3 separate regions of the Homo sapiens genome follow, and regions 1 and 2 are each linked to region 3. A link is a loop called in an ENCODE intact Hi-C map of the cell type or tissue named here. Cell type or tissue: PC-9. All regions are shown on one strand. Region 1 has its middle 33 kb from the start of BATF. Region 2 overlaps JDP2 (Jun dimerization protein 2). Region 3 has its middle 13 kb from the start of LINC01220.

Region 1 (5,000 bases), 180 kb before region 3:
TGATGGAGCCCCTGCCCTAGATCCCACGGTCTAATGAGGGAGACAGATGCATAAGCAATTATAATTCCAGCCGGGCGTGATGGTGCACACCTGTAATCCCAGCACTTTGGGAGCCCGAGGTGGGAGGATTGCCTGAACTCAGGAGTTCGAGACCAGCCTGGGCAACGTGGTGAAACCACATCTCTACAAAAAAAAATACAAAAATTAGCTGGGCATGGTAGTGCATGCCTGTAGTCCCAGCTACTTGGGAGGCTGAGATATGAGGGTCGCTTGAGCCTAGGAGGTTGAGGCTGCAGTGAGCCATGACTGTGCCACTGCACTCCAGCCTCAATGACAGAGTGAGACCCTGTCTCAAATATATATATATATATATATGTGTGTGTGTGTGTGTGTGTGTGTGTGTGTCTGTGTGTGTATTTCCATGCAATAAATGCCACAAGAGAGGAAGGGAAGAAGTACAGAGGAGGGGTGTCCAATCCAGACCTGAGGGAGTCAGGATCTCTTCCCAGAGGAACTAAAATTTAAATTAAGACAGCAAGGCTCTATAAGACATAGGCCGGCATGGCAGACTAGCTCTCATGTTTCCTCTGCCTCCTGGACACAGAACAAGACTACATTTCCTAGCCTCCTTTGCAGTGAGGTGTGACTACGCCACTGAGTTTTAAGTTAATGTAATGTGGACAGTTGAGAAGCACCACTTCCAGGCCTGGCCCATATTCTTTGCTCATTCACTAGCTAAATGCAGAAGACTCCAATGTCCCAGAGGAAAGTAGAACCACAAGACCAAAGAGCCTGGATCCCTGAATCACCACATGGAAGACCTGTCCACCAATGGGGAGTTATTGCATGCATGAGAAATAAAGTTTGTTGTAAAGCCATGGAGATTTGGAGTTTATCTGTTACAGCAATTGGTATTACCCTAACTTATAACCAAGTAGGAGTGGGAGATAAAGTATGCCAGAAAAAAAAATTAGTAAAAGCGGTGACATGTGCCTGTATTCCCAGCTACTTGGGAGGCTGAGGTGGGAGGATCACTTGAGCCTAGGAGTGTGTGACCAGCCTGGACAACATAGTGAGACTCTGTCTGGAAAAAAAAGACTAACAACCAACCTAACTTTAGTGGGTAGCATTCAACCAAATGGACAGGAAAGAACAGAGGCTCTGAGGCAAATAATGGGATCAAACCCTGGCTCCATATTTCCTGGCTGTGTGATCTTGGGCAAGTTATTTAATATCTTTGCATTTTAGTTTCCTCATTTGTAAAATGAGGAAAAGAATATCTTCCTTGAAGGGTTGCAGAGAGTATTAAATAAATAGAACCTAGGATGGTTCCTAATACAAAAGGCTTATCAGATAATAAATCCCTTACTCCAAACTGTATGCATTCATAGAATGACATTTAACTAATAATATGCTTTGGTAACTGGTAACAGTAACAATAATAATAAACATTTACCGAGAACTATTTATGCTCCAGGCACTTTTCTAATTATTCACAATTATTAATTAATTCCATACTCATAGCCCTATGAATTACTTCCCCCCCACATTTTACAGATGAAGAAACTGAGGCACAGAGGTGTCGGTAACATGTCCAAGATTATCAGCTGGTACATGGTGGAACTGGAGTTTAAATCTAGGAAGGCATGGTTACAATTCCATGCTGCAGATGAAGGAACAGAGAGGTGGTGTAAATTGTTAAAGCCACACAGTCTTAAGGTGTTCTGGGGTTGAGGGCTCCAGCACCAGCCATGACTTCTTGGCATTCTGTAAGGGCACGGAGCAGACGGCCTCCTCTGACTCCGTGAGAAACACCATCCTTTGCATCTTGGCAGGTGTGCTGGTGGCTTTGGCAGTAATGACGCTGACCAAAACCAAAGACTGATCCTCAATCAACAGTGAGAAATCAGCAGGTGAACGCGCCCTGGGTCCCCTCCAGCAATGACACTGCAGCTCTCTCTGGCTGTGAAATGGAGGCTGAGTGGTTTGGGTTTTTAAAAGAATGACTTTTCCATCAGAGCTTTAAAGAGGCTTACACTGGAGCCACCTCATTTAGAAGTTTTCTTTTAAACTTTTTTTTAGTTAGTTTGTTTGTTTATTTATTTATTTTGAGACGGAGTCTCCCTCTGTCGCCCAGGCTGGAGTGCAGTGGCGGGATCTCGGCTCACTGCAAGCTCCGCCTCCCGGGTTCTCGCCATTCTCCTGCCTCAGCCTCCCGGGTAGCTGGGACTATAGGCGCCCGCCACCAAGCCCGGCTAATTTTTGGTATTTTTAGTAGAGACGGGGTTTCACCGTGTTAGTCAGGATGGTCTCCATCTCCTGACCTTGTGATACGCCCGCCTCGGCCTCCCAAAGTGCTGGGATTACAGGCGTGAGCCACCGCGCCCGGCCCTTTTCTTTTTTTTTTAAGTTTAAAAGGATTCTCTATCTCAGAAAAATGAAACAAAACGAAAACAGTTCTAAGAAATTGGGCCTCAGAGGGCAAACCTAAAGAAGAAACTGCTCCACAAGAAAGGGGCTGGACTTGGACTTGCCGAGCTTCCAAATGACCAGCAGAGGGCAGCAAAGACGCTGCCCAGAGAAGGCTGACGCCCCAGGATCTTCCTAGAATCATCCTCGAAGGAAGGGCTTTGTCCGTCACTCGGAGCATCCCCTAGACTTGGAGTCTCAGCTATTTAAAAAAGAATGGGCTTTGGGCTTGTTCTTCAGCTCATGTAGCTAATGCACAGGAACTTTGGAAAATTTGGGAGGTCTGGAAATATGTGAGTCAAATAATTATAATCCTGCCATCCAGAGAGAACTGCTGTTAATATTTTAATGAATATCCTTCTGGACAGATGTAGAAATGGATGGAAATTTAGATTATACATATACATATACATATACATATACATATACATATACATATACATATACATATACATATACATATACTTTTTTTGATTTCCTGAAACTGACATCAGTCAGTATATACGAATTGGTGGTCTGCCAGCAGGCTGGACGCAGTAGCTCACGCCTGTAATCCCAGCACTTTGGAAGGCCGAGGTGGGCAGATCATGAGGTCAGGAGTTTGAGAGCAGCCTGGCCAACATAGTGAAACCCTGTCTCTACTAAAGATACAAAAAATTAGCCGGGCATGGTGGTGCACGCCTGTAATCCCAGCTACTCAGGAGGCTGAGGCAGGAGAATCGCTTGAACCTGGGAGGTGGAGGTTGCAGTGAGCCAAGATCGCGCCATTGCACTCCAGCCTGGGTGACAGAGCAAGACTGTCTCAAAACAACAACAACAACAACAACAAAAACCCAACAGCAAAAAAAAGTATAGCCATATATATCTGCATGCATATATGGCTATATTTTTTGCCCTAGTGTCTCTCACTTGGGCAAGTCCCAAGTGAGACTTGGAGGACCAGCCTCTACTGCACCCAGCACAGGGGTGAGGAGCCGGCACAGCGAAGGGTGGGCGGGCAAGACCAGTGTCCTCTGGTGCCAGTGGTCATTCTGCTGATATATATCTGCATGCATATATGGCTATATTTTTTGCCCTAGTGTCTCTCACTTGGGCAAGTCCCAAGTGAGACTTGGAGGACCAGCCTCTACTGCACCCAGCACAGGGGTGAGGAGCCGGCACAGCGAAGGGTGGGCGGGCAAGACCAGTGTCCTCTGGTGCCAGTGGTCATTCTGCTGGTATATATCTGCATGCATATATGGCTATATTTTTTGCCCTAGTGTCTCTCACTTGGGCAAGTCCCAAGTGAGACTTGGAGGACCAGCCTCTACTGCACCCAGCACAGGGGTGAGGAGCCGGCACAGCGAAGGGTGGGCGGGCAAGACCAGTGTCCTCTGGTGCCAGTGGTCATTCTGCTGGCTCTCTTCATAGCCTGGGGCTAAGCTTTCTGCAGTCTTAGGGAGAGGAAGTCGTGGAGCTTTCTAGCTCAAAAATATTCTGCTGCATGAGCAGGTGCTCTGAGTTCGTTGAATTTCATCAAAATGAGTCATATCAAAGGTGTGAAAGAGTGGCAGGGTTTAAGGAGTTACCACATCCTGGTTCCACATGGTACATCATCCTTTAACTCCAGACAGAGGCACTACTCATTGGGAATTCAGGCTGCAGCAATGGGCATGGTGTTTTCTCTCCAAATGCAAAGACTTCGAACATTTCTTTGTCTTTGGATGTGGCCACCTATTCCCAGAGAAAAACATCAGCGTTCTTACTCTGCAACCCCTTTGCTCGTTGTTAAATGAGCTTCAAACCTAAAAAAAAAAAACAACCCACTGAAAGTGCAGCGATGCCTGAATTGAGTTTTAAATGAGACACAGGTGTTGACTAGGTGAAGCGATGGGGACATCCCACTACCCAGAATTATAAGCAACTCTTGTTTCTCCACACAAATAGATGGGCCACCGCTGATTTCCTAAGGGAATTCTTTGTCCTTGCTTTGGAGTGAGATAAATCCGGCTTTGAATATCAACTCCACTACATCCTTATTTTGTCCTTGGGCAAGTCACATAACCCTGGGCATTCCAAGGTAGAGCCAAGATTAAAATGTTGGAAGCGTTTAGAAGGAAGTAAGAGCTGTTCAGTCTGGCTGGAGCAGAGAATGAGAGGGGCCAGAGCAAGACGGGGCAGGGACGCCGCACTAGGGAAGCCCACCAGAAGCTGCCGCCGGATCTTAAGCAAGGGTTAAATCCTATGATGACAGATGATGTTTTTCCAGTCTCTCAAGAGTTATAGCAAAAACCAACAACATGCATTGAAGGTTGTATGTATTTTACACATATGAAACTACACATATAGTCCATTGGCAGCATTGTGTCCTATTCGGGTGACCATTATTGGCTCCCATAGGCAGTTTGGCAGGCTTCCTACCCAACCCCACTCTGCATCCCAGTTGCACACATGAGATAATTCCAGTGAGGGTTGTCCCCACCCTCTTAAATGTGTTGTGGTCACATTCACAGCTCAGATGGTCTTTCTTTCTTTCTTTCTTTCTTTCTTTT
Region 2 (5,000 bases), 140 kb before region 3:
CCCTCCAACAGCTTCCAACACATGTGGCCCACAGAACCGAGAAAACCTGGCTCCTCCTGCCTCTCTGACCTTCCACTACATCGCCCTCCTCTACCCCTCAACTCCAACAATGGGCCTTCTTCCTCTCCCTCAAAACGACAAGTTCTTCCCTGTCCCCCGGGTTTGTACTTGCTGCTCCTTCTTGACGTCTTTACTGACCACCCCAAACTAAAAGCCCTGTCCTGTTACTATCTCCCTGTGTATTTCCTTCAAGGTGCATTCACTAACAGCACTTATCTTTTTCACATGCATGTTTGCCTGCCCGTTGTCAGTTTCCCATGAGAACCTTAATCTATTCATAGTTAATCTATATAAATATCTCAGTCTATCATCACCTTCACCACTGTCACTCAGCCACCAGAGCTGAGCATGGCACAGAATGGGTGTTTATTAACTAAATTAACTACATTTAATTTGCCATCTCAGTAAGTCACCCAGCACAGCTCTATTCAGCTTCCCCACTTTTGCAGATGAGGAAACTAAGAACATCAAGGCTGCGTAGATGCTCAGTGACAGCGCAGGACTCGTATCCAGGTCTTTGGGCCGCAGGGCCTGAGCACGTCCTGCTCTTCAAGGGGTGGGTGGTCTGATCATGATCACTGCCTTTAGAGTTAGAAGTTTTTAACATGTTTTAAAAAACGTTATTGCACAATTTACATGAAGGTGTAACATTCAAGCTCCATGGTTTAAAGGAGGGGACGTCACCAGCTCCTCTCGGGCCTAACCCTCACCCATTTCCGTGTTTCTCAGGCCCCGTCTGCAGGTGGCGCGGCATTTCCACTGTGACAAACAGCAGCCCAGATGTGATTTTGAATTCTGACTTTTCATAAGCGTTTTCAAAAACATAGCTTGCAGGACCCACAGAGAGACAGAATGAGAAAGAGAAATTACATTCTCAACCCAAGGCGCTGAAAATACAGAAACTCTCACATGGACAAAGAAATAAAGGAAGTGATAAGCAAAAATGGACACAAAAGAAAAACCAAAACCCCCAGCACTAACCAGAGTAGCCCAAGTCTGAGGGTTCTGTCTCATACTAAGAATTGTTGCCTGGGCAGACAGAACCAGGCTAATCTGAGACTTGTGGCATCAGAGTTGACAGTGTGAGCTTTGGTTGGTGGGGTTGGGGGGTGGTCTTTAAGACCTGAGTTCCTCCAGAAGCTCTGCTGTAGACCAGCTGTGTGCTCCTGGGCAAGTTACTTGGCCTCTCTGAGCCTCCATTCCTCACTTGTACAGGAAGGTACTGAGCCCTGCCGCACATGGTAGTAATGAGGACTGAGTTCCAGCCCAGAGCCGGGAGCACAGGAAGAGTTCCGTGATGCCAGCTTCCCTGCCTTCCTTCGCAGGCAAGGCGGAGGTGGTGCTATTGCAGCAGCGGCACACTGGCCTGCCTCCGGGCAGAATGCGGCACAGAAAGGAGTACTGCGGAGAGGGAGGAGCAGGCTGGGGAGTTCAGGGCGTGCTGAGTTGTCAGTGAGCAGGCCTGGAGTAACAGCCCCGCAGCCTCCAAATCTAGCCTCAGGCCTCACACAGCCAGCCAGGCCCACCAGGGCCCCCCCTGCATGGAGGAGCCACATTTCAACACCAGGGACCCATGAGCACCCTGGGAAGTAAACACCCAAATACCAAACATACCAGACATTCCCCTACATAAACAGGGCTGCACTAAGCCAGGGGCTGCAGTCCCTCCCCACTCCCCCACCCCCCATCAACAAAGTAGGGCAATTCAGGGACAAGATCTCAGCCTGCCCAGCCGGCTAGGCCCATAGCCTCCTCCCACTCCAGGAGGGAGGAATGAGGAAACCCCAGGGGCCCTCAGCCAACTCCCTTGCTGACCCCCGGCAGCCTGCAGGGGCCAGGCCCTCCCAGCATCCCCCATGGGGCTGAGCTGTTGGAAACTCTCTGCCCTCCTGTCTCTCCCGTCATCTCTTGCCAGGCCTTCTTACTCAGTGGCCAAGGTCTGGGCCTCAGCTGTGAAATATTGAGCTGTTTCAGTGAACAGCGGGCAGGGCTTTAGGAGAAAATTCAAGACAAATGGTCAGTCTAAGGCTGGGGTTGCAGACTCACATCACCTCAGGGGTCAAGCAAGTAACTCACCATTAGTGAGGGGGGAGGGCTGGATGGGGCGGTGGCCACCCCTCCTGCCATGGGAGGGGACACTAGCCCCAGTGGGATGCAGGCTCAGTGCTGCTAATTCTTCCAAGTTTTCAAGAAAATATAAATTTTTGAAGTAAAATCTCCCACTTTTGAATGTCAGCAACAAATTCCATTTTGAAAGGAACACCGCATGAGCCAAACAAAACACATCTGTGGGCTGCACTGGCCCACGGCTGCTGATTTATGACCTCTGGCAGTCAGCTGACCCTAGTGGGCTTGTCCTCAGAAGCCTGGGCTCTGGTCACCACAGTGCCCTGCTCTGTGACCTCGAGTCAATCAGGTCACCTCTCCGGTCCTGGGGCTCATCTTTAATAAGCACAAGTAGCTCCCATTTCTCACTGACCTTCAAACACATCTGCAAGGTGGGTCTCAGGGGCCTTATTTTACAAGTGAGAAAACTGAGGCTCAGCGAGGTGGAGTGTCTGCCCGAGGCTGCCAAGCTGGGAAAAGACAGGGATTGACTCCATTCCATCAGGCTACCTTCCACACGGTGGGCTGGACTAAAATCTCCGCAAAGTCCTTTCCAGCTCTGACTTCTCTGGGTTTTCATTCATCCAGCCTTCAAGGGCAGCGTGGGCCTGATTGAGGGATGTAGGAAGGGTGCCCCCTAATTTCTTATAAGAAGTTTCTTAGCTGGGCACAGTGGTGTACACCAGTAGTCCCAGCCACTCAGGAGGCTGAGGCTGGAGGATTGCTTGAGCCCAGGATGTTGAGACTGCAGTAAGCCATGATTGTGCCACTGCACTCCGGCCTGGGCAACAGAGCAAGACTCTGTCTCGAAAAAAAGAAAAAAGAAGTTTCTGCTTTTACAGACGCTTAGTGCCAGGGGCTCTTGGAAGCACCAAGGCTAATCCCTAGATTTTAGATGAGGAAACTGAGTCCCAGAGAAGGAAATGGCTTGCTCTTCAAGACAGGGATTGGGTCTTCACAGACCAGCCCAGAGGACACTGCTTGGTCCATCCTCCTGGGAGGCTCTGCCTGACTGTGCATCATCCCTCTTTCCTGAATTTTCCATGCCCTGGACCCACTCCCCTGCACCTGCCCATCCTCTGACCTTGCCTTTCCAGTCTCCTGCTATTTCCCATCCCTTCCGGGCTGTTTTCCAGGTCCCATCCTTGGCCTGCTACTCTCCTCACTCGATACGCACGGCCTGTGGATCTCCGTTTGCATCTACTCACGTGGTTTCAGCCACCACCCATACACTAATGCCAACCAAATCTGGATTTGCAGACCCAAATATCCAAGTGCCAGCTGGGCCAGACGCTCAACGTGGATGTCCCTGAGGGCTCACTACCTGCCTCCCCACACCCCCGTCCCTCTTGTTATCTCCAATTTTGATCACGCCAGCCATCCAATTCTAGATTTTAAATCTTCGTCAGATTTGCTCCCCCCATCCACCCCCACTGTCACTTTCCAGGCCCACTGTCTCTCCTTGACCACTGCCCCAGTCCCCCAGGAGGCCTCCAGATCCTGCACAACCATCCTCCATCCCAGCCATCGGAAGGATCTTTCTAAAATGCAAATCTGGCCCAGTTACTGTGCACCTTACCCTCCGGATGAGGCCCAAGCTCCTATGTCAAATGAGGTTGCTGGGACTTGGCCCCACCTGCTGTGGTCTTACCACCTGTTGATCCCAGGGTTCCGCTCTATGCTCCTGAAACACTGAGGTGCCATATACCATACACTTCCCTGGCCTTCATGCCTTTGCCCTGCTGTCCCCTTGGCTTACTTCTCATGTCTCCTGTACATGCAGCTGGAGCATCACCTCCCACTGGAAGCCCTCCCTGATTTTCACACCCTGTAGGCTGAGGAGGTGTCCCTCTGCTCTGAGCGTATCCTGGCCCCTACTGTATTATATTCTATTCACAGTTTCTGACTCCTCCATTAAACTGGGAGTTCCACGAGGGCAAAGTCTGCATCTTGTTGACTTTTTGTGTGCTCAGCACCTTGCGTGGTTAGGGAGGAAGGGAGGCCTGATCCACAGAGCTGGTGACCTGGGCAAGAACCCAGACACTCCTGACTCCAAGTCCAAGGTTCTTTCCACTTCACTTCAGCTGCCCCCAACAGCAGGATGTAATCAAGCACATTCACCTGTGAACAAACCCACACACTGGACGCTGTGCTCACTCAAATCAGCTCAGCCAACCACCAGGTGAAGGCTCTGAACAAGAGCTGGCAGAGGCAATGGCTCCACCTGCCAAGATGAGTCACTCGGCTCCCATGGCTGGGGGCACGGGTGGATAAGCCATTGCCCTGTGTGCACAGCATCTGCAGGAAACAGTGTGGGAAGCAGGGCTGCAAACTAAGCTCCAGCCTTAGATTCTGCAACTGAGAAGACCCAGAGACCCTAGATCCTGGCTGCATCCTCAGGCCAGGAACTCAAGGTCAGAGAAGGGGAATGAGTGTGCCCCGGTCCTGGGTCGGACAGTGACAGGACCAACTGGAAGGCTACTGCTTTCTGGGAAGAGGCAGGGGACACCTTCTGTATGAACTGAAAGCCTGACACCCTACAATCTTTGTGGGGCATCAGAGCCCACAGGTGGATCCTTCCAAACTGACTCCTCAGTCTCCTCGTATCTCAGCCAGATGCAGCATGTCTCTGACCAGGGCCCTCCCAACTCCCCTTGTCCATAGTAAAAACCTTCTTTTGCATTAAGAGAACCCCAAAAACAACAGGCCGCCGAGGTGTGAGGCTGGTTTATATGAACAGAATAGGAAAAGGCCATTCTCTCAAAAACCAGTGGAGAACAGCCCCATTTCCACGGCTAAGAAAAGACAGCATTGTGTTTGGAACAAAGCCTGAG
Region 3 (5,000 bases):
TGTGTAGAAACATCAAAAATAAATAAATCCAGGAAGAAAAACAAACAAGTATGTGGATGTTAAGGAACAGCTTTAGGTGAATGTGGTGACAGACATCCAAGTAATGTTCACCTCAAATTTTGGGGTGGTTTTGCTGCTTTTATTCGGATAACTGTAGAAGCAAGAATCCAGAATATTTGTGACTAATTTGAAAACATGGCGTCTACCCTTTTGCTATTTCATCGGGTTTTTATCTCCCAAATAATCAATTTTAATAATTTGCTTGGTCCTCGATAATCCTGAATTTACTCCCAGGACTATCAGGGAACAAGCAAGTTATTGCTGTGCTTAAAATTTTTGTTTTGTTTTGTTTCACTCTGTCGCCCAGGCTGGAGTGCAGTGACGCGATCTCGGCCCGCTGCAACCTCCGCCTTCTCCCTCAGCCTCCCAAGTAGCTGGGATTACAGGCACCCGCCACCACGCCCAGCTAATTTTTGTATTTCTGGTAGAGATGTTGGCCAGGCTGGTCTCAAACTCCTGGCCTCAATGGATCCGCCCACCTCGGCCTCCCAGAGTTGGGATTACAGGCATGAGCCACCGCACCCAGCCATCTGCTTTGAGATACAAAAAAGATGTTTCTGGCCTGGCGCGGTGGCTCACGCCTGTAATCCTAGCACTTTGGGAGGCCGAGGCAGGCGGATTGCCTGAGCTCAGGAATTCAAGACCAGCCTGGGCAACATGGTGAAACCCCATGTCTACTAAAATACAAAAGAAATTAGCTGGGCGTGGCGGCGTGCACCTGTAGTCCTAGCTACTCAGTAGGCTAAGGAAGGAGAATTGCTTGAACTCGGGAGGCAGAGGCTCATGCCACTGCATTCCAGCACTCCAGCCTGGATGACAGAGCAAGACTCTGTCTCTCAAAAAAAAAAAAAAAAAAAAAAAAAAGATGTTTCTTGTGCATCAACCTTTGAAGCTGTGTAACAGCAGCCTCAGCTCCTCATCTGTAAAATGGGGATAAATAATACCAACAGCCAGGTTATAAAGGGCTTAGCTCAATTTGCATACTTACTGAGCTACTATCATCAGCAACTCCCACCTATGCCTTTTTTCTGATGATCCCGACACTTTTCATAAGAACTGCATCATAGGCCGGGTGCGGTGGCTCATGTCTCTAATCCCAGCACTTTGGGAGGCCAAGGCGGGTGGATCACCTGAGGTCAGGAGTTCAAGACCAGCCTGGCCAACATGACAAAATCCCATCTCTACTAAAAATACAAAAATTAGCCGGGTGTGGTGGTGGGCACCGATAATCCCAGCTACTTGGGAGGCTGAGGCAGAAGAATCACTTGAACCCCAGGGGGCAGAGGTTGCAGTGAGCTGAGATCGTACCACTTCACTCCAGCCTGGGCAAAAGAGCAAAACTCTGAAAAAAGAAAAAGAAAGAAAGAAGGAAAGAAGGAAAAGAAAAGAAAGGAAAAGAAAGGAAAGGAAAGGAGAAAGAAAGAGAGAGATCGCATCATTGCCGGGCACAGTAGCTCATGTCTGTAATCCCAGCATTTTGGGAGGCCAAGGCAGGCAGATTACCTGAGGTTGGGAGTTCAAGACCAGCCTGACCAACATGCAGAAACCCCGTCTCTACTAAAAATACAAAATTATCCAGGCATGATGGCGCATGCCTGTAATCCCAGCTACTCAAGAGGCTGAGGGAGGAGAATTGCTTGAACCCAGGAGGTGGAGGTTGCAGGGAGCCAAGATTGTGCCATTGCACTCCAGCCTGGGCAACATGAGCAAAACTCCATCTCAAAAAAAAATAAAAAATAAAAAATAAAGAATCACATCATTGAGTCAGTTAACACATATTTATTAAACACTCTAATGGGTCAGCACTGTGCTAGGCACTAGGGATAAAATGATAGGCAAGAAAGACACAATCCCTACCCTTTGGGAGCCTCTGGACTAGTAAGGGAGACAGACAATGGTCAAATAACCACACAAAATGTAAAATTACTTCTGTGCCATGTGAGTGAAGCCATCTCAGACCCCCCAGACCAGTTCATCCTGCCGCTGAATACCACGGAGGATCTCAGTCATTGCTGTAATCAGCAGAAAAATTCCCAGCCAAGTCCTGCCTTCATCCCTGATCTGCAGAATCATGAGCTATAGGAAATCAGTGGCTCTTTTAAGCCTCTCCAAAGTAAAAATAATTGCATCTCTCTTAGGTGCCTAAAGCATTAAGAGGACAATTTTTAAAAAGAGGAAATAAACTGCATTTTAGTCCTTTTTTCTAGTTAGGAAACCAGGGCTGAGGTAGGTTTAGATATAAGAATGCAATGATTTGACCTGCTAAATCCTAAAGCCTAAAGTGAATTCCATCTGCCATCCTGCAGAAACATCCTGGCGGTTTCCTTCAAACCTTGTTTTGCTGAAGAGCGCCCTCTTCTGGCTCGGGACCCTTCTCCAGCCACGCTGCCTCCTGCGGCTGCAGCTTTTGGGATTGTAGGCTATGGCGTCCATTCCTCCACCAAACCTGTACTGAGCACTGAGGCCCTGACAATACAGCCGGAATCAGACACCGGCTCCCCCACCTGTGGGGCTGACAATCATTTGAACTGAGTCTCTGAGATTGCAGGGCAAGCACCGTGACTCTCATTTAACAAAGAAGGAACTGAGACAGGGAAGGTGGCTAAAACTTTGCTATGTTATTGATGATTTACCGCTGGATTTTAGGGCTTAGGGAGACAAAGAACCTTCCACTGAACATTAGATTGGGCCCACGTTTCTCACTCTCCAAAACCCACCCTGCCGGTCACCCTCGGTTCCAGACCTCAAGTCCCTTCCATCTTGGGAAGTCTCCTCATGACGCTCCAATGTGCCGTTCTTATTGTCACCTCCGCACTTCCCAAATACCTTTCCATGCCACCTGCCACTTCATCTCTGTAATGACTCTTCTCCAAAGCCCACCCTCAGCTTCCCTCTTCCCTAAGATCTTGTAGCGCCCACTGGAGGGTCCCCTGGTGTCCCTCATACTATGGACTGTAATATACATTTAGAAACAATGTATGGAAGCATTTGGAAAAATATACCTCTTTGTATATGCTGGCCATGGAGGGCAGAGAGTAGTTCCTATCTGACAGGGCTGTTCTTTAACTTAAATGATGAGTTTGAAGCACTTGGCACACAGTAAACACTCAGCACATGATACATATTGTTTAACATGTTCAGTGTGGTTACCTGCTTAAAAAACAGATGGTCCTCATAGCATCTAGTGTCATCTTGCACACATCATAAAGAGACAGAACCCTGCCACCGTGTGGAGAGCAGGGCTCACACAGGAGGTATCATGCCCGAGACCCAGGATATGTTTAGGAATACATAAACATGTTTTCATTTCTTTTGAAAATCAGAAGAAAAAAATTAACTTTTACATTGAAAAAAAGTTTTATTTTTTTTGTTTTGTTTTGGAGTAAGAGTCTCCCTCTATCCCCCAGGCTGGAGTGCAGTGGTGTGATGTCCTCGGCTCACTGCAGCCTCCTCCTCCCAAGTTCAAGCGATTCTCATGCCTCAGCCTTCTGAGGAGCTGGGATTATAGGCGCCCGCCACCACGCCCGGCTAATTTTTTGTATTTTTAGTAGAGACAGGGTTTCACCATGTTGGCCAGTCTGGTCTCAAACTCCTGACCTTAGGTGATCCACCCGCCTTGGCATCCCAAAGTGTTGGGATTATAGGCGTGAGCCACCATGCCCAGCCTGAAAAAAAGTTTTAATATATAATATTAATATATTTTTCTTTATACCAATGTAGTCATAAAATATAATTTTATAATTATATTAATTGTTAATCAATATAATTATTAATTAACTTGACTATTATCAAGTGATTTTTGACAAAAGTGCCAAGACCATTCAATGGGGAAAGGACAGTCTTTTCAACAAATGGTGCTGGGAAAACTGGATATCCACGTGTAAATGAAGTTGGACACTTGCCTAACACCATATGCAAAGATTAACTCAAAATGCATCAAAGACCCAAATGTAAGGCCTAAAGCTGTAAAACTCACCGAAGGAAACACAGGAGATAAGCTTCACAACATTAGATTTGGCAATGATTTTTCTGGATATGACACTTTTATTGCATAAGCAATAAAAGAAAAAATAGACAAATTAGACTTCATGAAAATTTTTAAATTTTGTGCAAGAAAAGACACTAGCAACAGAGTGAAAAAGCAACCCACAAGATGAGATAAAACATTTGCAAATCATATAGCTGATAAAGGATTAATATCCAGAATATATAAAGAACTCCTAAAACTCAACAACAAAAAAGCAAACAACCCAGTTCAAAAATGGCCAAAGGACTTGAATAGACATTTCTCCAAAGAAGATATATAAATGGCTAATAAATAAGCACAAAAGATGTTCGACATCACTAGACATTAGGGAAATGGAAATCAAAACTACAGTGAGATACCACCTCACACCCATTAGGATGGCTACTATTAAAAAAAAACACACAAGACCATGCACAGTGGCTCACGCCTGTAATCCCAGCACTTTGGGAGGCCAAGGTGGGTGGATCACCTGAGGTTGGGAGTTCGAGACCAGCCTGACCAACATGGAGAAACCCCATCTCTACTAAAAATACAAGATTAGCTGGGCGTGGTGGTGTATGCCTGCAATCCCAGCTACTCAGGAGGCTGAGGCAGGAGAATTGCTTGAACCCAGGAGGCAGAGGTTGCAGTGAGCTGAGATCACGCCATTGCACTCTAGCCTGGGCAACGAGAGCAAAACTCCGTCTCAAAAACAAAAAACGAAAACACCACACTCACACACACAGGCTAGGTGCAGTAGCTCATGCCTGTAATCCCAACACTTTGCAAGGCTGAGGCAAGAGGATTGCTTGAGCCCAGGAGTTTGAGACCAGCCAAAGCAACATAGTGAGACCCCATCTCTACAAAAAAAAAAATTAAATTACATTACATTAAAATTAGCCAGGTGTGGTGGTCCATGCCTATAGTCCCAGCT

The links. A loop is a pair of places that touch in the nucleus more often than their neighbours do. Peaks named below come from ENCODE experiments on the same cell type or tissue, not always from the same donor. Only the 100,000 strongest peaks of a DNase experiment are listed, where the experiment ranks them.
Region 1: a loop joins it to region 3, with 16 times the contacts of the local background. A loop is called at or near these places in 107 of 110 quality-filtered maps.
Region 2: a loop joins it to region 3, with 4 times the contacts of the local background. A loop is called at or near these places in 11 of 110 quality-filtered maps.

What each region holds. Positions count from the first base shown.
Region 1 is chr14:75,486,529-75,491,528 of GRCh38, reverse strand. No RefSeq gene overlaps it. Among named protein-coding and RNA genes, the nearest start is that of BATF, 33 kb to the left of the region's middle. In PC-9, CTCF peaks have their summits at 2,354 and 2,557 (motif pointing right); DNase peaks (open chromatin) are centred at 2,578 and 3,978; H3K27ac peaks cover 836 bases.
Region 2 is chr14:75,449,911-75,454,910 of GRCh38, reverse strand. The region is part of intron 2 of JDP2 (Jun dimerization protein 2); the gene reads right to left. Among named protein-coding and RNA genes, the nearest start is that of JDP2, 24 kb to the right of the region's middle. RefSeq lists enhancers at 1,370-1,883, 1,884-2,399, 2,400-2,914. In PC-9, a CTCF peak has its summit at 1,981; DNase peaks (open chromatin) are centred at 1,630 and 4,370; H3K4me3 peaks cover 1,532 bases; H3K27ac peaks cover 4,688 bases.
Region 3 is chr14:75,305,395-75,310,394 of GRCh38, reverse strand. No RefSeq gene overlaps it. Among named protein-coding and RNA genes, the nearest start is that of LINC01220, 13 kb to the right of the region's middle. In PC-9, CTCF peaks have their summits at 2,225, 2,431 (motif pointing left) and 3,284; DNase peaks (open chromatin) are centred at 2,424 and 3,264.